2 separate regions of the Homo sapiens genome follow, and region 1 is linked to region 2. A link is an interaction called in ENCODE POLR2A ChIA-PET data of the cell type or tissue named here. Cell type or tissue: HCT116. All regions are shown on one strand. Each heading gives the region's core, and the rest is flanking DNA. Links, peaks and the distances in the headings are about the cores only.

The links. Peaks named below come from ENCODE experiments on the same cell type or tissue, not always from the same donor. Only the 100,000 strongest peaks of a DNase experiment are listed, where the experiment ranks them.
Region 1: POLR2A ChIA-PET joins it to region 2 with 6 read pairs; 21 of 35 experiments call an interaction of 5 or more read pairs at or near these places.

Annotation. Positions count from the first base shown.
Region 1 is chr13:97,207,846-97,218,552 of GRCh38, forward strand. It overlaps a transcript of MBNL2 not described here. Among named protein-coding and RNA genes, the nearest start is that of MBNL2, 9.1 kb to the right of the region's middle. In HCT116, for the core only: a CTCF peak has its summit at 5,106 (motif pointing left); a DNase peak (open chromatin) is centred at 5,108.
Region 2 is chr13:97,262,315-97,273,021 of GRCh38, forward strand. The region is part of intron 1 of MBNL2 (muscleblind like splicing regulator 2); the gene reads left to right. All of the region lies in intron 3 of LOC101927385 (a long non-coding RNA gene), which reads right to left. Among named protein-coding and RNA genes, the nearest start is that of MBNL2, 45 kb to the left of the region's middle. In HCT116, for the core only: no CTCF peak of the experiment used is centred there; no DNase peak of the experiment used is centred there; H3K27ac peaks cover 4,000 bases.

The DNA of each region.
Region 1 (10,707 bases), core at 2,830-6,829, 56 kb before region 2:
TTACTTCCTAGATACAGTGGAGGTACAGGCAGTGGGAGAAGTTGGCCAAAACAAAGGGGCTACAGGCCCCATGCAAGTTTGAAATCCAGCAGGGTAGTCAAATCTTAAAGTTCCGAAATGATCTCCCTTGACTCTATGTCTCACATCCAGGTCATGCTGATGCAAGGGGGTGAGTTCCCATGGTCTTGAACAGCTCTGCTCCTGTGGTTTTGCAGGGTACAGCCTCCTTCCCAGCTGCTTTCAAGGACTGGTGTTGAGTCCGTGAAATTAAGTTTGGAGATAAACAAAATTAAACTTTTGTTTCTTGCAGGACTTCTCAAAGCCTTTAATATGCTCATGTGCAATGTGAATCTCCAAGTGGACAATGTAGTATGCATTGATTCCCACATAAGCCCAAAGGGGAATTCTTTTTTATTTTCCGAGATCATGTTGTGGGACCATTATTTAGCAGGAAAACGATGAGAAAGACTTGGACAGGAATAGTGCCAATTAATAGATGTAGGAATCAATGATTGAGGATCATTATTGTGACTTAGGCAGGGGACAACATACCTCTGATTCCTTTGTAGGGCTGGAACTTGAGCCTTTTGTGGAACCCACAGCTTGGCCCAGATTGTACAATAGAACTGGATAGTTCCTAGAACTACAAAAGTAAAAGCTGATTCATGGATTTCTCTAATCAATCTCCCGGGGTGTAGAAACCCTAGTCCCTAGTCTTTACCCTATTACAGGCCATGTAAAAAAAGTCTCAGTGGTAGATGCATGTGGGTCAGGGACTTGAGAAATTTGGAAAAATAATGACAAAACTAGGAAAGAGCCAGGGCAGAAACACAAAGATTATCCAAAGGTGAGAAGCTCCTAATAATGAGATCAACCTCTAATAACATTCACCTTCCTCAACCCTAACCTTAATCTAAAGATGTTAACTGGGCAGATGTGTACAGTTGAGTAGGTTGTGTACTATACAACTCCAGCGGTACATATACTTCAAGAATGTGGACTGTAGAATGGTAAGTATGACCTAAATAATGCTCTAGAGATTTTCTGCATGCAACCTTCATGGTCATACACAGTGGCCCTGGACATAAACTCAGCAATTAAGTAAACTGAGAATGTACACTTAAAAATTATTATTTTGATCAAACTGTGAGTGGTTTTTATATCCAACAGAGTTCTTAAATGCGGGGGCAAACAAATCAAACTGGCCAGCCAACCAGCTAAAAAGGTACAATAAATGAATTCAAAATCCTTGAAAGACATGATTTGGGTAATTATATTTTAAATTAAATCCCTATATTTCCTTTAAAATATTGCAGGAAGTTCTCTGTTTTCTACTTCGAGGATAATGTCACCCATTATTATTTTCTTCTATATAAACAAGAGAACCCACCAAAATTTGCCAGCTTGCCAACTCCCTGTCAAAACATGTTAATAGAGTACGAATCTTTGCTCCACTTTTAGGATTAGACTGTGAGTATTTGCCCCACTAAGAGGCCTAAATTTTACACAGAATCCACTTCAGCCACTAGGTTCTTTAGAGACCCAGGATTAAGTCTTTAACCTGATGTGCCTCAACTTCTCTACTTGTAAAGTGAAGGTAAAGAAAGTGACTTCCCAGATTGAGTGAGTATGAAGTGATAAATTACTGCAAAGTAGTGTTCAAAGGAGAGTGTGCAATTAATGCTTTATAATAATCTTTCCAATATTGAAGACATAAAGATAAATTAGTTAGCCCCTTTGTCTTCTTTGAGAACGATGATAAAACCCTTATTTGGGTGTCAGTGAGTCTAATTAAGGCAATTAATACTTATTAGTTTATACACTATGAAAAATGTGTACTCATTGCTCATTTGGTAAAATTTCTAGTTTTCTAGAAGTTTGATGAACTTTTTGTTTGGCTATTGTCAATATTAAAAAGTTCTTTAAAAAAAGACACTGACTTCTTTTTATTTTTATTTTTAACTTTTTGAGGCAAGATCTTGCTCTGTCACCCAGGCTGCAGTGCAGTGGCACGATCTCAGCTCATTGCAACCTCCGCCTCCTGGGTTCAAGCAATTCTCATGCCGCAGCCTCCCAAGTACCTGGGATTACAGGTGTGCATCACCATGCCTGTATAATTTTTGTGCTTTTAGTAGAGACGGGGTTTCACCGTATTGGCCAGGCTGGTCTCAAACTCCTGGCCTCAGGTGATCTGCCCGCCTTGGCCTCCCGAAGTGCTGGGATTACAGGCATGAACCACCACACCTGGCCGACATTGACTTTTAACCAAAAAAACCCAAAGTGTCCTCAGTATATTTAAATGTGAAATCTTAAGAACAGAGATTTTTTTCTAAGTGTGGTCCAAAGTATTAGCTCAGTGATGTTACATAACTCAGAGTATGTATCTATAAAGCAAGGTTATAAATGCTTAATTATGTTAAAAATAACTTTAAGATTCAAATAGATTAAAAATGTCATCTGTGTTTCTTAGTCAGGGACCCAGCAAATTGAGAACTTTTAAAATTACTTTTAGAACATGACGGTTAGTGTGTGATGAAAGCTTATAAAGGAAGTCTTTGTCTTTGTGGCATAGCTTGTGGTTTTGAAAACGGAGAGCCTGATTTTACCAAAGTGTAGTATGTATGTGGATAGTTTTCTATTCATTGACAGTGAATTTTTCATATTGATATATACAAATTTTATAACTATACATAAACACAATTTAAATGATTCTATACAACTGTGAATTTTTTTTTTTTTTTTTTTTTTTTTTTTTTTTTTTTTTTGAGACAGAATCTCACACTGTTGCCCAGGCTGGAGTGCAGTGGTGCAATCGTGGCTTACTGCAACTTCTGCCTCCCAGGTTCAAGTGATTCTCATGCCTTAACCTCCCAAGTAGCTGGGGTTACAGGCATAAGTTTCACCACATTGGCCAGGCTGGTCTTAAACTTCTGGCCGCAAGTGATCCACCCGCCTTGGCCTCCCAAAGTGCTCAGTTTTTTAAATGTTATTTGCTGTGAGACCAAAGTCAGTATTGAAACTTCTAAGTGGAAGGGACTCAGTCCAGTTCCTGGTGTGGGAAGGATTTCTGGCTGCTGTGATTTAGTGACTTGGGTATATGGGATTTTTGTGTATGGAGAAGAGGGGTGGTGAAAGGGTAGCAGGGAGAGGAAGGCAGGGGTTGGGTGGGGTGAGGGAAGGGGTGAGGTACATAACATTTGATGCATGATCTGACACCCTATGAGAATCCTCATTGAAATTTTGAGGAGCCACAAACTTCCAGGGAGTTAAAATCTTTTCTGTCTTTTACAAAAGTAAGCCTTGTCTTGCTGTCTGCTTCCTCATCTTCAAATAAGAAGCTAGGGTGTAGATGAAAGATTTCTTCTAGCCCTAGGATCCATGATTGTAAGCTCACCATAATCGTCTCAGGATTGGACTGCTTTGCGAAATAAAATCATTCTATTTGTAAGTGATTAGGCTTGTTGGAGAGGTTGGCAATCCCATGGGTTGGGGGTATAGAGCAGGAGTGTGTGGGCCTGAGCTTGAGAGAGACGAGGGTTGCAGGCAAAGCTGCAGCAAAAACTGGAGTAGAAAAAGCACAATTCTCATTTTGTTTTGCTGTGGAAAAGGGACCTGCTAACAGAGTTCAAGATTAGAATGACTCAGTGAATATTTAAGTATGGTTATTTCTTCCTTTTTCATTAAGCCTTCTAAATGCAGAGATCTATAAAGCTGTGGCTTGAGATTTTAGAGAAAGAATGCAGTGACATGAGACCAAAATGATGTGAGGTGATGACATCAGCATCAGAATGCTGTTGCTAAGGTGAGCCTGTTTTTCTCTCTAATCCAGCTGGAAGGCAAAATAATTGCCCATTTCTGGTAAAGAATATACCCATGACATGATCCCTTTTCTGTAGCAGATAAAACAAAGCCAGATGCCTTCTCTTTGCACAAATTATTTTAAAAATAAAGATTAAAATTTCATTATAAAACATAGCACATGTCCTTGGGAGAATAGGCAGAACATTTTACGTAAGTTTGAAATTTTAATTTATCAAGACTATATGCCGAGATCTAAATGGATATCGGAATGAGTTAGTGTGATGAATCTACTGGGAAAGAGATAGCAGTATTTTGGATTTAGGGAAAGGGGAGATGGGGAAATATCTAAAGGTGTCAAAGAAAGATCTCCAAGCTTATGGTGGCTGATAGAGGGAAGAGAGTGAGGAAAGTCCTGGATTTGAAGAAAGACAGGCAGAAGCCACCGTGCTATGGCTCTTGATAATGGTGCCCTTTGTACAAAGAGAACAGTATCAGTGGAATTCAGAAACAAGGGGTGGGACTCAGGCAAACTAGAGGCCAAAGTGGTTGCATGCAGAAGTCCCTCCCACATGAACGTTTTCCAGAATTGCTCCTGGGGTTTGAATATTCTGCTTGGAACACACTTCTCCAGAGATTTCTATTCATTTGACAGTGGAAACACACTCCCTCACCCCTACATGTCTCTGTTCAGAGGGCGCTTTCTGCATGAGCCTGTCCTGGCCCCACGGTAGAAGCCACAGCTACCCCCACAGTAGAAGCCACAGCTACCCCCTCCCAGCTCCACCTGATTGCCTGATCCCCTCTACCAGGCCCAAATTCTCCTTTTCCTTTTACTTTTTTCTTTGCACTTAGCACCTTCTGATTTGCCATATAATTTTTCTATTACATTTAGAGCCAGTGAGGTGTCGCAGTAGAGAACATGGCCTCTGAAGCCAGCCTGCCTGGGGCAAATGGGCTGCACCACCTGCCAGCTGTGCGACCCTGGAAAGGTTACTTAATCATTCAGGTGTTTTCCCATCTGTAAACCTGAGATAATAATAGTGTCATGGATTTCACACAATAGCATTGTGCTTGACTCAGTATAATCACTATGTACATATTTAATAAATAGATGTCTCTCTTTGTCGTCAACACTATGTGAGCACCCCAGAAGTGCTTGTCATGAGTAGCATTTGATGGAGGAAAGAGATGAGTAACACATTTTCCAGAAATTGATGTTTTCGCTGAAACATGGAATTTAGACAGGGTTAAGCTTTGGAAGGGTAGTTATGCCCATAGGTCACTAGACAGCTACCAAGGGCCCTCTACTGGTCAGAAAAACCCGGGCAAATCTTCTCTAAGATTTGCCTGAGGAGAAAGGCTACTGTGAAGATCTGGTCCAGACAGGAGATCCTGGAGCCACAGGGACTTCCCAGATAACCATGGTTGTGAGAAACAAATAGAAAGTAGCATTGAGGTGTGCTAGATGCCTCAAGTTAGTAAAGCTAAGGACCTCAGTCAAGTAAGAACATATAGCATCAAATAAAAGAGGTTGAGTTGAATGAGGTTGAATAGAGGTGACAAAGAAAGATCTAGAAGCTATGGTTGTTGACAGAAGAGAGTGAGGGAAGTTCTGAATGTGAAGAAAGATAGGCAGAAGCAGAGATGGACACGGTCTAATGAACAGGAAAAAAAAACCATTTTACCTGGGCCAGAGTTTTCCAAAATAAAACCCCCAAGAACACCATACTAGTTAGATTTCTTTTTTTAAGTAAAAGAGCCTCTGGTAAAATTAATTCTCAGACACAGTGAACTAGAAAACCCCGTCTTGGAAATTTGCAATGCACATTCCCAGAATCAAGGCTCTGAGAGGTCCTTCGGTAAAAACACACATTTAATGAGTGATTTCAACGGTTTCCAAACTTAGCCCTGGGTCCTTTTCTTCAGAAACATTTGAGATGAGTGCCCAGAGATCTCACTTTGGGGATCATGTGAAATAATGTGAGATTCTCGGGGTCCCATCTACATCTTGCTTATCTTTACATCATGAATGTTTCAATTGGGACCAACATGTAGCAAGTCACGTGATAAACCCTAATCAGATGAGTGAACAAGTGGATCTAGGTAGGGTGGTGATCCTAAAATAAACAGAAAGAGATGGAGAGGGGAATAGGAGCACTGACAAGTCTTTCCTTCAGGAACGGTATATTGTAGTAAATCAAAACCAGTTGCATTTAATTTTTAAAGTCAAGATTGTCATCACACTACAATAACACACATGCTATATGCTTCATCTATTCCCCACGTCCATTCCATACTCCCTGTTGGAGATGACAATGTCTTCATCAGGCAGCAGGCTCACATACTTCCACTGCTACAGAGACTCCTACAATCTCACCACAGTCTTGTGCTAGAACCCACCCACTTCTGAACCGTTGAAGAACAAGTTACGTTATTCTCATTCCATTAAAGAAAAGGTTATTAAAGACCCTTTGATTCCATTAAAAACTCTTTGTAGGGATCTAAGCTGCTCATCAAGCATCAAAGAAATAGAAAATCCTGATTCTGCCATAGCATACACTATTTGGTGACACCAAAGTGATACTCTCAATTGGTAGTTTTGACTTTTCGACTCTTTCCTGGTTTTTTAAAACTTGGCTTTAATGACCCTTGGAAGTCCCTTAGAAATGCCACATTAGCTTTGATCCTTGGCCTTGTGTCTCAAACCCAATTTCCTACTCATCCTGTACCATATTTCAGTCCTGCTAAATTTTGTTTAACAAATATTTATTGTCAGTCCCATATGTTGGGTACTGGACAACCAGTAATGAGTATCAAGTAGATTATAAATTTTGACAAAAGGCAGTAAATGCTCCAGAAACAAAAGGAAAAGTATAGCACATGAGTGTATGTCCTTCCATCCGATAGCCACTGGACCCATGTTCAGCCTGGCCCCTCAGTCAGAAGGTGGGCAGAAGGTTATAGACAGAAAAATCTTACTTTCAAGTATCCCAACAGGAGGGAGATCACAGCCCTCACCTGCAGCTTAGAGACCCACCTTTCAGGCTTGGACATTCTCTGTCAGAAACACCACTTTCATAGAAGGAGGTGGAGAAGGGGCTGAGAATACTCATCCTTTATTATAGGAGAAAGGGCGAATTCTAGTGAGCACAGTGACAGATGCACAGTGATCCCTCAGCCAGCCCAGAAGAATAGCAGTCAGGAGCTGCAAAAGAAGTCTGTAATTTTATTGAAGACAGTGACAGGGGAAATGCTCATTGCTGCTTCCTCTTTGTGCTTATATTTACAATTCACCATTTGGAAAGGTGGATGATCCTGGCAAGTTCCCAGGCCCATCAACTGTGGGCAGATCACTCAGCCCCTGCCTCAGAGTGTTCTTTCTTTGGCCCAGAGAACATCTGCAATCCTGGAGAACCATAGGCTTCGCCCCCATCTCCAACGCTTGGAGGATTTCACATGACCACAGCTTAAGGGCTGGGCATGTCCTGTAACCTTTGACCTGACCTCCTCTCTGCGACTTCAAATGCCCTTAGGCCTGGGTCAGGAGGCATGATATGACCATCAAACCAGAAAAACAATGAGACAGTTAACATTGGCCAAACTATTGGGACTTTTGCCTTAGTGCCATGGTTCCCAAACCATGCTCTCAGGCACCCTAGGAAACTGTAGTGAATTCACTGGGGTTCCATGGGCTGCTGTACATTTTCTAAGGAAATACAGCAATATTCATCATCTGTCAGACACTGTGCGACCTACTAGCTCAAGGTAATTCATGATTTCAATAGAATCACACTTTGTTCCTTTTGATGGTAACATATATCTTTGCAAAGCTGGGTTTTTAGTAGTTGTTAAGCTGATAAAACAAGTACCATGCAAGAAGCAATGTGGAACAGGAAATGAGAGTTGTGGTTGCAAACTGATTTCAAGCTTTGAGATAGGCATGCTACAATCCATTAAAAACTAATTCGAGTTAAGCATGTAAGAAAAATGTTTTTTTTCAAATATTTTGCATTAACTTTTCATATAACTCCTTACTTGTTAAAACATAAGCACTTACTAAGGTATTTGGATATAGCTATTTAATAAATGGAACAATTAGGTATTATTTTTGGCCTAGGGACACAGTGAAAAAAATTATGGAATACCAAGAGTGTCATGAAGCAAGGAAGTTTGGAAATCTCTACTTTAGTTATCACTTTTTTGGCATACAGAAATCACTCTCACTAGGATTCTAAGCCCTAAGGGCTATGATGATGTTGATAATGATAATAGTAGCAGTAAAAATAGTGGCTAACAGACATTGAGCACTGCTATGTACCATGTTCTATGCTAAGGGAGTCTCACACATGATTTCATTTACATGCTTTATGCAATTTGCTTCCTCCTATTTTCCTTAACCCAGAAAATGTTAGTCCTAATTTTCCCATCTTCTGCCTCTAGACCTACTGGAGAAAAATTAAAAACCAGTTGACATTTCTTGCGATAAATTCAGGAAAAAACACCATAACTTTTTTTTTCTGAAAATTATAAAACCAATTTTCTATTCCCTGCTGCATTTTCAACCAACATGTTAAAAAAAATACTAATCTCTTCGAAAGTATGTAAATTTTCTCCAGAATCCTAAATAGAAATCAATCAACCAAAATGAATTCAGCACCACTCCATGTTCGGCATTGTGGATGACGAAAAGTACTTTAATGCAAGGTCTGTACCCTCAGGGGGCTTATGATTTGGTTTATACATGAAATAACTAGAAAAAAAAGTAAAAAATAGCAGTACATACTAAAGGACAAAGAGGCGGGATAGGCTTGAAACATTATGTTGAGAGAGAAATAAGCCCTAAGATTGAATAATCACAGACCAGGCCCGTCAGCAACTTACCTTTCTGTCTCATCTCTCTCTTGCTATGAACAACTTTTTCTTCCTTTCTAGGGACCAGGCCATCTCTTCCAGTAAACCAAACACTACCATCTGTCCTAAGACACCTATCCTTTTCTATTCAAAGGGAGACTCTGTTTCTCAGGAAATCACCATGATTTTAAACATCATCAAACATTAATTTTCTCCTTGACTATAAGCTTGCTAACTTTGGTATGCCCAGCAAAGGAGATTACTTCATAACTGCATTGTGCCTTTCAGCTTTTATGCATTGCTTCTTTTCCTTCTCCGGTCCAACTTTAAATTCGTGCATGTGTGCTTGTGTGTGTGTGTGCATGCATGGATATATATTATTACATATGTAGTATATTTACACATACATAGAGTATAATATATAATACACATATAATGTATAATATGCATATTATATACATAATATAAAATGTATACATAATACATAATATATACGTAATACATATTATAGAATATAGAATATACATATAACATAATATACACATAATATGTAATATATACATATATACACATATGTGTTGTATATAATATATGATATATACATATCATATACAGTATGCATATAATATATAGTACACATATTATATATAATAATTATACATTATACATAATATATATGTCTCTATGGCTTCTCTACCAATTTTTTTACTTAAGCCCTGTAACTGTCTTTATCACCTTATTACCAGTGCCATTTCCAAGTTTATCCATTTAACCATTCAACAACTATTCAGAAAGTGTCTGCTATTATGCAATGCATGTTCTAGGCACTGGGGATAAACTGATGAATAGGAAAGACATGGTTCATTCCCTCATAGATTCTAGCGAGGTACATAAACAAGCAAGACATGTTTACTATGTACTGTGACAATTGCTACGATGAATAAAATGTCAAGGTGCCGTGAGAGTCATGGTGGTCAAAGAAGGCTTCCTGGAGGAGGTGATGTGTACATTGGGTGTTGCTGGATAGAAAGATGTTAGATGGGTGTGAAAGGAATAGAAGATTTTTCATGAAGAAGGAATCCAGGCTCTAAATTAGAAAAGACATGACACACCTGAGGGACTAAAGTTAGTTTAATAATACTGGATGTAAAGGTAGGAAGGAAGTGACTTCAAGAGGAGGGTGAAAGAAGATAGTTGGGAACTAGTTAGGGGACTTCTCTGGAAGATAATGAGGAGACATGGAGTGAGTTTATGCATGTAAACATTTTTAAAAAGATGATTTTGGCTGAGGTGTGGTAAATGGAGTGAAAGGTGAGGGGCAAAATTGGAGGCAGAGAGGTAAGGAACAGGTAAAAGGTGGTGGGGGGTTTAATTAGGGGCCCAACAGTAAAGATGGAGAGGAGTGGATAGATTCCAGAGACAGGAATTCACAGGGTGTGGGACCATTTGGTTGTTGGTGATGATAAAGAGTTAGGCATCAAAGATGGTGGCTCCATTTACCAAAGTGGGAAACGTAAGAGAAATGATGCTTTCACTTATTGAAATGGGAAATGATCAAATAAAAAATGATTTTAGTTTGGGACAAGGTAAAAATGAGTCATCTCTGGTACATTTAGGTGAAGAATTGGGCCGGCTGGGCACAGTGGCTCACGCCTGTAATCCCAGCACTTTGGGAGGCTGAGGAGGTCGGATCATGAGGTCAGGAGATTGAGACCATCCTGGATAGCACGGTGAAATCCCATCTCTACTAAAAATATAAAAAATTAGCTGGGCGTGGTGGCGGGTGCCTGTAGTCCCAGCTACTTGGGAGACTGAAGCAGGAGAATGGCGTGAACCCGGGAGGCGGAGTTTGCAGTGAGCCAAGATCGCGCCACTACACTCCAGCCTGGGCGACAGAGCGAGACTCTGTCTCAAAAAAAAACAAAAACAAAACAAAACAAAACAAAAAAAAAAAACTGGGCCTAGAGGTCAAAAGAAAAGGATGGAGTGATAGATCTCGAATTTATCAAACTGTACAAGACAACTGACAATTTCTATTGGGCAAATTCGAAGGTA
Region 2 (10,707 bases), core at 4,462-8,461:
GACACCTAGCCACCACAAATTGTCCACATGCCTTGATCTCTCCGTGGCAGTGGCAGTGGACGCTTTTCGCTACTCCCTCCTCTTGAAACTCTGAACCTTTCTCCCTCACTGTTGCATTATTGGAAGGATCTTTTGTCGCTTTCTTTTTCTGTGGTTTGCCTTACTCCTCTTCCTTCTTTCACCTCCAAATCACTAAAGAAACTGTTCTTGATCCAGTCCAAGCCTTCCTGTTTTCTGTCCTAGATGTATACAAATAAATCCCTTCTCCCTCTCTTATTTTTGCCATTCCATGGTTTTAGCAGTCATTTCCATGGCCATGAACTCCAACTCTGGATCCATGCCCATCACTTCTATACCCGTTTCTAGCTGCCTTCTGCTTTCTCCTGGGCAGAGCTTTGATGTCCTTCTGCACACACAGGACCCACATTTTGAAGTCCTCCCTCGCTTTTTTTTTTAATAATTTTTTTTGAGACAGAATCTCGCTCTGTCCCCAGACTGGAGTGCAGTGGCACGATCTCAGCTCACTGCAACCTCTGCCTCCTGGGTTCAAGCAATTCTCCTGCTTCCGCCTCCCAAGTAGCTGGGATTACAGGCATGCATCACCACGCCAAGCTAATTTTTGCTTCTTTTAAAATTTATTTTATTTTATTTTTTTGGTAGAGTAGTTTCACCACGTTGCCCAGGCTGGTCTTGAACTCCTGAGGTCGGGTGATCCACTCGCCTCGGCCTCCCAAAGTGCTGGGATTACAGGCTTGAGCTGCCACGCTCGACCTTGAAGTCCGTTTTGATCCATCTATTTCCTACACGCCTCATTCCCAATCCCCAAAGATGAATTTGCTTCTAATGAATTGACCTCAGCAGTAACACCTCCGTTTTGTTCTCACCACTGCAGTGTAATTTTTGACCTTTCTGCTCTACCATGGCTGTAACCTTTAACCAATTTCCCCTCCCCTGCCAACCTTTTCAATTCTAATGTATCCTAGGTGGTGCTTCCAGAAAGAGCTTCCTCCAGCTGGGAATCTTGTCAAGATCCTGCCAGTGTTCCCCACTGTCTACTATACTAACTATGCTGATGTGTTACACCTGGGCCTACTTAGTGATACTTAGGCAGACAAAGCCCCTATGTCACTATTCATAATGAGGACCACACTACCCTGAGGGACATGGTGGAAACTTAAAGGACCATTTTTAAAAAAATTGTCCAAATGCCTGGGGGGCATCTCTGGAATTTAATGGACAGGAGTACAGGATTTTGATGTCTTGCAATGGACGTGACTCCCTTGGAGCGAGGAACCAGCCTGTACCTCTGTTGTTATTTATTGAGACGGAGTCTTACTCTGTCACCCAGGCTGGAGTGCGGTGGTGCTATCTCTGCTCACTGCAAGCTCTGCCTCCTGGGTTCAAGTGATTCTTCTGCCTCAGCCTCCCAAGTAGCTGGGATTACAGGTGTGCACTACCACACCCAGTTAATTTTTGTATTTTTAGTAGAGACGGGATTTCATCATGTTGGCCAAGATGGTCTCGAACTCCTGACCTCAGGTGATCTGCCCGCCTCGGCCTCCGAAAGTGCTCGGATTACAGGTGTGAGGCACTGTGCCCAGCCTTACTTTTATTTTTTTAATTATTAGACAGTTGTAGTATAATCGAATTTTTCAAGAATGCAACAACTGTGTAAACTGAGAGAAGATTATTCTTTTTCTTTTTTTTTTTTTTTGAGATGGAGTCTCGCTCTGTCACCCAGGCGGGAGTGCACTGATGCAATCTCGACTCACTGCAACCTCTGCCTCCCGAGTAGCTGGGGCTCGGGACCTCATGCCATTCTCCTGCCTCAGCCTCCCGAGTAGCTGGGACTACAGGTTCCCGCCACCACGCCCAGCTAATTTTTTGTATTTTTAGTAGAGATGGAGTTTCACCGTGTTAGCCAGGATGGTCTCCATCTCCTAACCTTGTGATCCACCCGCCTCGGCCTCCCAAAGTGCTGGGATTACAGGCTTGAGCCACTGTGCCCGGCAGAGAAGATTATTATTTAACTTGTTAGGAACTTCATCAGAAATTATTCAGCAATTTGATAAGCCATGCCTTTTATCAAACCTGTGTCAGTCTACATTTGTACCCGTTACATTCATTACAGTGCTGCAAACAAACAGGTGACAGCTTCTGACACTTCATTCTGTCTTCTAATATGCTTGTGCCTTAGCATCAAAATTTTAAAATACATATTATTTATTGTATAAAGTAGCTTTCTGTTGATATGTAAATTACAGTATTTATAGTTATGGCAATATATTGATTTTGTTTTTAAAGTGTGTCTGTTGGTTACACTATGATTTTCATTTGGTGATAATAAAAGTTGTGTTACAAACATTTTGTCAAAAAAGGGGTTATTAGTATTTATAGGTAGGTGTACAGGCCAATGAAATGGCCATTAGGCTGGTCACTGGAGAGAGAGAAAAAGACAAAGGTCAGCTGAAAGTGGTTCTGTCCACCCAAGGCTATGGCCGGGGAAGGAAATGGAAGTTCTAACAAAGAGTTCTCTGGGAATTCAGGGCTAGATTTCAGCTGACAGATCGATCATTGTTCTGTCTGGCTACAGCCATTGGTTCCTGGACATCCAGGAAACCGGTAAGTGCAATGCAGTTTTCAATGGTCTCTAATACAATTGCTTTTATTTCTAATAAGAGCATCTCCTAACTGAATTATAAATATTTGGATAGAAAACACAGATGCAGTGAAAAACATAATTTGAATACAAATACGTGTTGAATAGATTACATCTGGCTGTAGTTTCAAGAATATATTTAGAAATTTTCACTCTTTGAATTGAGGATGTGATTTCTTTCTCTACCCATTCCTGGAAATGGCAATGAAAAGAGATTGGAAATTTTTGCATGTTAAAATGAGCCCTGGATTTTATGACTTTTTCACTTGTACTTTAAGACATAAGATACATGAAAAAAAAGTTGGAAATTTCTCCTTTTGTTATTTTTATCATAAAACAAAGGTTGGCTTATCTGAGTCATTGAATGGCCTTGGGTAACCCTATGTTTTATTTCCCTTATATTAATATATCTGAAAGTATGTTCCAGAGGACAAAATACCATGTAAAATGAAGATATCATTGTCAGACACGGTTCTTTCTCTAGTTAGAAAGAATGAAAGTTTGGAGTTAGTTTTAGAAGACAGTCTATCAAGGGCGTGTCCAACTCACATGCTAGGCAGGACTTCATAGCTTGTACCTACCTTCAGAGAAAGAGCCTTTCTACTTTCTTTTACTTATACTTCGTTGACTTTGGAGAAAATAACTTTTAGTAAAAAAGTTATTTCCACCTGTCATTTTTGTGTGTGCGTGTGTGTGTACATGCATGTGGATGTCTCAAGAACTAATGTTGATACAGATTAGGTACCACATAGAGATTATTGATAGTATACTACTAAATATATTTTGGTTGCAGTGCATGTATTTATGGCTTAAGTGTTACTATCCCTTTGAAGAAAAACAAGGAAAATGAAGCTCAGATAGAGCAGGTGACATCACACAGCTATTCAGAGGCAGAGAGAGTAGAGTCCAGGTTAGAAAAGCTGGTCTTGTCCTTCAACCAAGCAGAACATTCAAGGCACCATTTTATTTATATTTTCAATAAATTAGGCCGGGCACGGTGGCTCACCCTTGTAATCCCAGCACTTTGGGAGGCCGAGGTGGGTGGATGACTTGAGGTCAGAAGTTTGAGACCAGCCTGGCCAACATGGTGAAGCCCCTTCTCTACTAAAAATATGAAAATTAGCCAGGCTTGGTGGCAGGTGCCTGTAATCCCAACTACTTGGGGGGCCGAGGCAGGAGAATCACTTGAACCTGGGAGGCGGAGGTTGCAGTGAGCCGAGATTGTGCCACTGCACTCCAGCCTAGGCAACAGAGCAAGACTTCATCTCACGAAAAATAAATAAATAAATTAATTAATTAATTAAAACAAAACCAATTTAAAGGTATCTAAAAGAAAAACCATTAAAAGAAATCTCTTTTGCTACCTGCCTCAATGTTTTTCTTTGCGAAGTCAATCGAGTTCTCTATTCACTTGCATTTGCATCTCATTCACATCTGTGTTTCCCTTGGTTCACTGAGCTTCCTATGGGCAGGCCCCAGTTAGGAGCCTCTTCTCCGAGGCTGTGATTACAGGGCAGTCTTACACCCTCCTTCTGGAGATCAAGTGGCTCTCAGCCCCAGTCCTTCAGCTGGCAGCTCCTCCAGGGCCCTCTCCGCCCAGGCGTCTGCATCTGATAGGCTTAGGATGCGGCCAAGTCATCGATCAACAGAGAGAGCACATTGAGAGCTATTTTAAATTAGTCTCCAGAAATAGAGTGGGGACGCTCCAACATTGAGCCACTCACAGGAAGGAAACATTATTTTTTAAAAATATATATTTTAAGAATTTAAAAATTAAAAATAGGAAACTCAGAGATTCCGAAAATTAGAAATAGGAGAGTCAAGGAGACAAGGTTTCTTTCTTGTAATTAGATTTATATAAAAAGAATTAAAGGCATCCTATAAATTACTTAATGGATAATGAGTTCTTGACTGTCTGACTCAGAAATAGGCTTGTTTTGCAAAGATCCTTTAATCAGCTCCCTAGGAGGCCGATGTCTGGCAGGCAGCTAAAATATCATAGATGACCCGAAAGTAAACTGGAGGAACTGTGTGCTGCAGAATTATTTCCCTTAAGGTGGTCTGAAATTTTGATCAATCTCAGTCTCAACATTGGACATGACTGATGTTTTTCCCTTAAAAAATGTACAAACTATCTAGAAAGCAATGGCACGGAGGAGACACCTGGGGTCCACAGCCCCAGCTTGTCTGAGAGGCGTGGAATGGAGGGAGGTCGCCTCCTTGCAGAGTGAAAAGCCAGGCTTTCCAGACTCACCCTGCATAACTTAGCAGCTGCAAAAGAATGTGAGCGGCAAGTTCTTTTATACAGTCAAAAGTGAATGCTTTCTGAAAATCTAACACTTAGAAGAGTTCTTAAATACATTTTGAAAAATGAAGTGTCATGTAAGTAAAGACCCTAAAAATAGCTTGGGATTATTTTGTACAGTTGAACGGCACATCCTTTGGCATTTCAGGAAATACTACAGAACCTCGTTTCTTTCTTCTCGAACTTCAGTCTTGCCTTTTCTTTAAAGATGAGTCAAGCAGTGAACCTGGATATTCCTTAAATCACACGCCTTCTGGAGAGGATGGGGCACTACAAAGCAGCTCCTTCTGATGGCTGAGCTGCTGGTCATCAGGCCACTAGTCCCTTTAAAGTGGTCCTCTCTCAGGCAAGTGTCCGTAAAACAAGGCCGCACCCACCCCCTCTAGAAGGCTATGGGTCATTGTCTTTCCTAATTCTCACAGAAGGAAGTCTTAGCTGAAACAAATCTCTCAGGTGTTTTCTGTGAGTCTGGCTGTTTTGTTGTTTTGTTTTTATTGATCAGAAACAGCCGCTGGGGGCAGCCCGGCCAGCACTCTTACAATTGTTTCTAGGGAAATCAGTGAACTCAAAAGCCTGCAGGTAACTCCAGGTGGACATCTTTGTTCTTTTCAGCAAGCAGCAGGATGCCTGGCACACAGAAGGCAAGGAATGCTTCCGACAGGGGTTTTCAAGCTTGAGCCTGCATCAGCCGCCCCCTGGATGGCTTGTTAAAACACAGATTGCTCGTCCTCGTTGTCAGGGTATCTGATCCAGGACCTTGGTGGTGGGGCCTAAGAGTGTGCTTTTCTTTTTTCTTTCCTTCCTTCCTTCCTTCCTTCCTTCCTTTCTTTCTTTTGAGACAGCGTCGCTCTTGTCATCCAGGCTAGAGTGCAGTGGCACGATCTTGGCTCACTGCAACCTCTGCCTCCTGGGTTCAAGTGATTCTCATGTCTCAGCCTCCTGAATAGCTGGGATTACAGGCGTGCGCCACCATGCACGCCCGGCTAAATTTTTTTCTATTTTTTGTAGACATGGGGTTTCACCATGCTTTCCAGGCTGGTCTGGAACTCCTGACTTCAAATGATCCATCTGCCTCGGCCTCCCAAACGCTGGGATTACAGGTGTGAGCCACTGCGCCGGGCCGAGAGTGTGCATTCCTAACAAGATCCCAGCGGATGCTGCTGCTGCTGGCCCAGGCACAACACTTTAAAAACCGCTGGACTAAAGATCTGGGCATTGAGGCTCACGGTGTGCATCCCTGGGGCAGCTCCCAGCCTCAACCTACCTGGCAGCCGCAGGGTAAGCCAGTGGCATCTGCTGGAATTTTCCTACAGATAATACTGGAATTCCCCATTCAGAGCATTAGTCCTTTAGCTTAGACTTTGGTTCTTATTAAAATGCAAATATTCCTTGGAGGAGGATCAGGAGCTCATTCAACAAACATTTGTCCAGTATATTCTGCATACCAGGCACTGAACTGAACTCTGGGGATTCAAAAATAATAGGCAAAGTCTATCAGATACCTGAGGCAAACCCTGTAGGAGTTTACACTGTGGGGAGGCAGATGGAGAAATCAGTATTTACAGTTCTTGTGAATTAAGGAATAATGATACCTATTTAAAAATAATGACCAGGCAGTATTAAAGATGGGCTGTAGGAGAGGGTGTCAAAAGGGAAAGGACGAAGGAGGGGGCGCTGTTCCGGATGCAGGCCCGTGAGGAGGGCCTGCCGGAGGGTGGCTCAGCTGAACCTTCCTGGCAAGCTCATATCCTTTTCCAGGAGGTGGCTTAGAAAGGCAGGAAGTTTCTAAATGCCTGAGGAGAAAAAGGAGAGGGCCTGCCAGAGAAATAATCGGGGGCAACTACTCCCAAACATTGCCTAGGTTCTGCACTGGAAGGAGCTAATTAGGGTAGGATTGTTTGGGACATTGGAAATACAACCAAAAAAGTCAAAAGAAGTGAAAGAAATGGAAGCTAAAACACACCAGTGAGAGAGACTTACACAAAACTGGAAAATAATGTGGGCAGAGACCCTGTTCCCAGTGCAGCCTAGAAACTTCTGGGAAAGGCTAAGGGTGCCCTGCATATAATGGGGCAATGCCGTTATACATGGAATCTTGATGGAAATTTTCCTAATTTCCAAAATTGTGGAACGTCTGGAGGTGCCCTCTCCAGACATTATTAACAGGGGCACCTCTGGGCAGATGAACTTGAAATGCCACCCCTTCCTCCCTGCTCATCCAGGGCACTGTGAATGGAAAAGCAGCTGCATTTCCACCGTGCCCTCAGGGAAGCAGGCTCCCATTGGTGCTACCAGAGTATTCCAACCCTGCTTCCCACCCAGGGTGACTGTTGGCCCCAGAGGTGTTCCCTTCACTTTTGGGTGAACAGCAGCTGGAGGAAGAAAGCGGGCTTAAGGTTTTTGTAGTGACACTTGGAAAAACCTCTCTGAGGCTCCCTTTGGTTGCAAAATAAAGGCGGTGTGAGAAGTGAAGCCTTCTCCAGATAAGAGGTCCAGGTACTGCTATGCAGTCAGACCATTGATCTCTAGGCACCTCCCTGCTCTCAGACTCTGTGGCTGGAGCAGATCTACACCAGGTCTAATCCTGGTCATCATATGGAACTATCGTAGAGAGAGAGGAAGCCTGAAAGTAGATTTTGTTAATACAGATTGGTATAGTAACTTTTAAAAATCACAGAATACTTTTATATTTCCACTATAATCTGTCTTTCATGGCAGCAACCATGTACATACAGGCAGGAACTATTATCGACATTTAGATGAAGAAGGTGGGTCTCAAAGAAATTGACTTGCCCAAGGTTATGTGACGAGATACCTTGGCAAAGTGAAGGCTGGAAGCTAGTTCTTAGGACTTTCTATCACCCTGGAAGTTCTGTTGACTAATAGAAGAAATGCAAAAGCCCTTGAGACAGCACCGTCAGTAGCAATAGAATGTGAGCTACTTAGACAATTATGAATTTTTGAGTGGGAAAAGGAAGCAGGTGAGATCAATTTTAATATTTAACCCAATATATTAAAAATATTAATTCAGTATGTAATAACTATGAAACAATCTTAATAAGATATTTTCACATTCTTTTTTTTCTTACAAGGCATGTATTTTTGAATTCAGTGTGTATTTTCTACTTGGAGCACATCTGAATTTGGATGCTAAATTTTCATTGGCAGTACTCCATCTGTATGTAGGTTTCATAAAATTTAAAATTAAAAAAGTAAATTTATATACTCAACTTGGTCTAATCACACTAAAAAGTTTTCCAATGACTGAATCAAGGGTGAGTTTTTAAAATTTAAATTCATTAAGAATAAATAAAAATTTAAAATTTAGTTTCTCAGTTTCACTAGCCACAATTCAGGTGCTTGATTGATATGTTGCTGGTGATTTCTGCCTTGAACAGCACAGTCTAACACATGCCCCTTCCTCTCAGCAACTGGCAGGCTAGTAAGTCCAATATTCTATTACATCTATATGTTGGCATATCTCTCAGTCCCGTCTCTTGATGGCCATGCTGAAATGTGGTCTAGCCCATCCTTACCCTCCATTGCTCTTATCTTTGGTAGAACCATCTAACCTAGCTCAAGTGGCTCTCTCCCTTTTCCCCACATCTGCCTGCCTGTACCCACTCCTTGGTACAGGTGCCTATGCTAACAGTAGCCGTATAGCTTTTTGGAAAGGAACAGAGAACAAGCTGGGAGAAAGAGTGGATTCATGAGAGGCTATGATAACAGTATGTTGTACCTGTGATATAATGCACACCTCTTTCCTTCTGAAACATCTTTGCTGTACAAGTGACTCTGGCCATCAGAAAGCTTGGGTACACCTGCTCTTTTTTGTTTTTTTTTTTTTGTTTTTTTTTTTTGAGACAGAGGCTCTCTGTGTTGCCCAGGCTGGAGTGCAGTGGCGCGAGCTCACTGCAATCTCCACCTCCTAGGTTCAAGCAATTCTCATGCCTCAGCCTCCCAAGTAGCTGGGATTACAGGCGTGTGCCAGGCTAATTTTTGTATTTTTAGTAGAGACAGGGTTTCGCCATGTTGGCCAGGCTGGTATCAAACTCCTGGCCTCAAGTGATCTGCCCATCTTGGCCTCCCAAAGTGCTAGGATGACAGGCGTGAGCCACTGCACCCAGCCTACTCCACTTTTTAAGATTTATTTATTTATTTATTTCTAAAAAAAAACAAACAAAAAACAAAACAAAAAAAAACAGGATACATGTGCAGAATGTGCAGGTGTGTCACATAGGTATACGTGTGCCACGGTGGTTTGCTGCACCTATTGACCTGTCCTCTAAGTTCCCTCCCCTCACCCCGTAAACCCCCAGCAGGCTCTCGTATGTGATGTTCCCCTCTCTGTGTCCATGTGTTCTCAGTGTTTAACTTCTACTTATGAGTGAGAACATGCCGTATTTGGTTTTCTGTTCCTGTGTTAGTTTAATGAGGATGATAGCTTCCAGCTTTATCCATGTCCCTGCAAAGGACATGATCTCATTCCGCTGCATAGTATTCCATGTTGTATATGTACCACATTTTCTTTATCCAGCCTATTATTGATGGGCATTTGGGTTGATTTCATGTCTTTGCTATTGTAAATAGTGCTGCAATAAACATAGGTGTGCATGTGTCTTTACAGTAGAATGATTTATATTCCTTTGGGTATATATACCCAGTAATGAGATTTTTGGGTCAAATGGTGTTTCTGGTTCTAGATCCTTGAGGAATCACCATACTGTCTTCCACAATGGTTGAACTAATTTACATTCCCACCAACAGTATAAAAGCATTCCTATTTCTCCACAGCCTCGCCAGCATCTATTGTTTCCTGACTTTTTAATAATCACCATTCTGACTGGCATGAGATGGTATCTCATTGTGGTTTTGATTTGCATTTCTCTGATGATCAGTGATGTTGAGTTTTTTTTCATGTTTGTTGGCTGCGTAAATGTCTTCTTTTGAGAAGTGTCTGTTCATATCCATTGCCCTTTTCATATCCTTTGTATGTTCATATCAGTTTTTGATGGGATTGTTTGTTTTTTTCTTGTAAATTTGTTTAAGTTCCTTGTAAATTCTGGATATTAGACCTTTGTCAAATGGGTGGGTTGCAAAAATTTTCTCCCATTCTGTAGGTTGCCCGTTCACTCTAATGATAGTTTCTTTCGCTGTGCAGAAGCTCTTTAGTTTAATTAGATCCCATTTATCAATTTTGGCTTTTGTTGCAATTGCTTTTGGTCATGAAGTCTTTCTGCATGCCTATGTCCTGAATGGTATTGCCTAGGTTTTCTTCTAGGGTTTTTTATGGTTTGGGTTTTAAATTTAAGTCTTTAATCCATCTTGAGTTAATTTTTGTATAAGGTGTAAGGCAGGCCATCCCTGCTTTTAAAAGCAAGTTTATCTTAAAGACAAATAGGGTGTGATCTCACTTAGAGGTTCTAAGTGTTCTCACAACTAAAAAATGCTAAGTATGCATATGTTAATTAGCTCAATTTAGCTATTCTACAATGCATACGTATTTCAAAATATCATTTGTATATAATAATCCTATACAGTTTTTGTCAATTCAAATAAATACTTAATTTTAAGCAAGTGTATCTTGGTAGAGTCTGATCATCTGAATTCTGGTGGGATTTTCATAGTAAGTTGAAATGGAAATTCTCCCAGGGGGAAAAAATATATATTTCTTCCAGGGGGAATGAAAAAGGCTTCTTACCTATAAGTATGAATAAAAATGTACAGCATTCACTGAACTGCA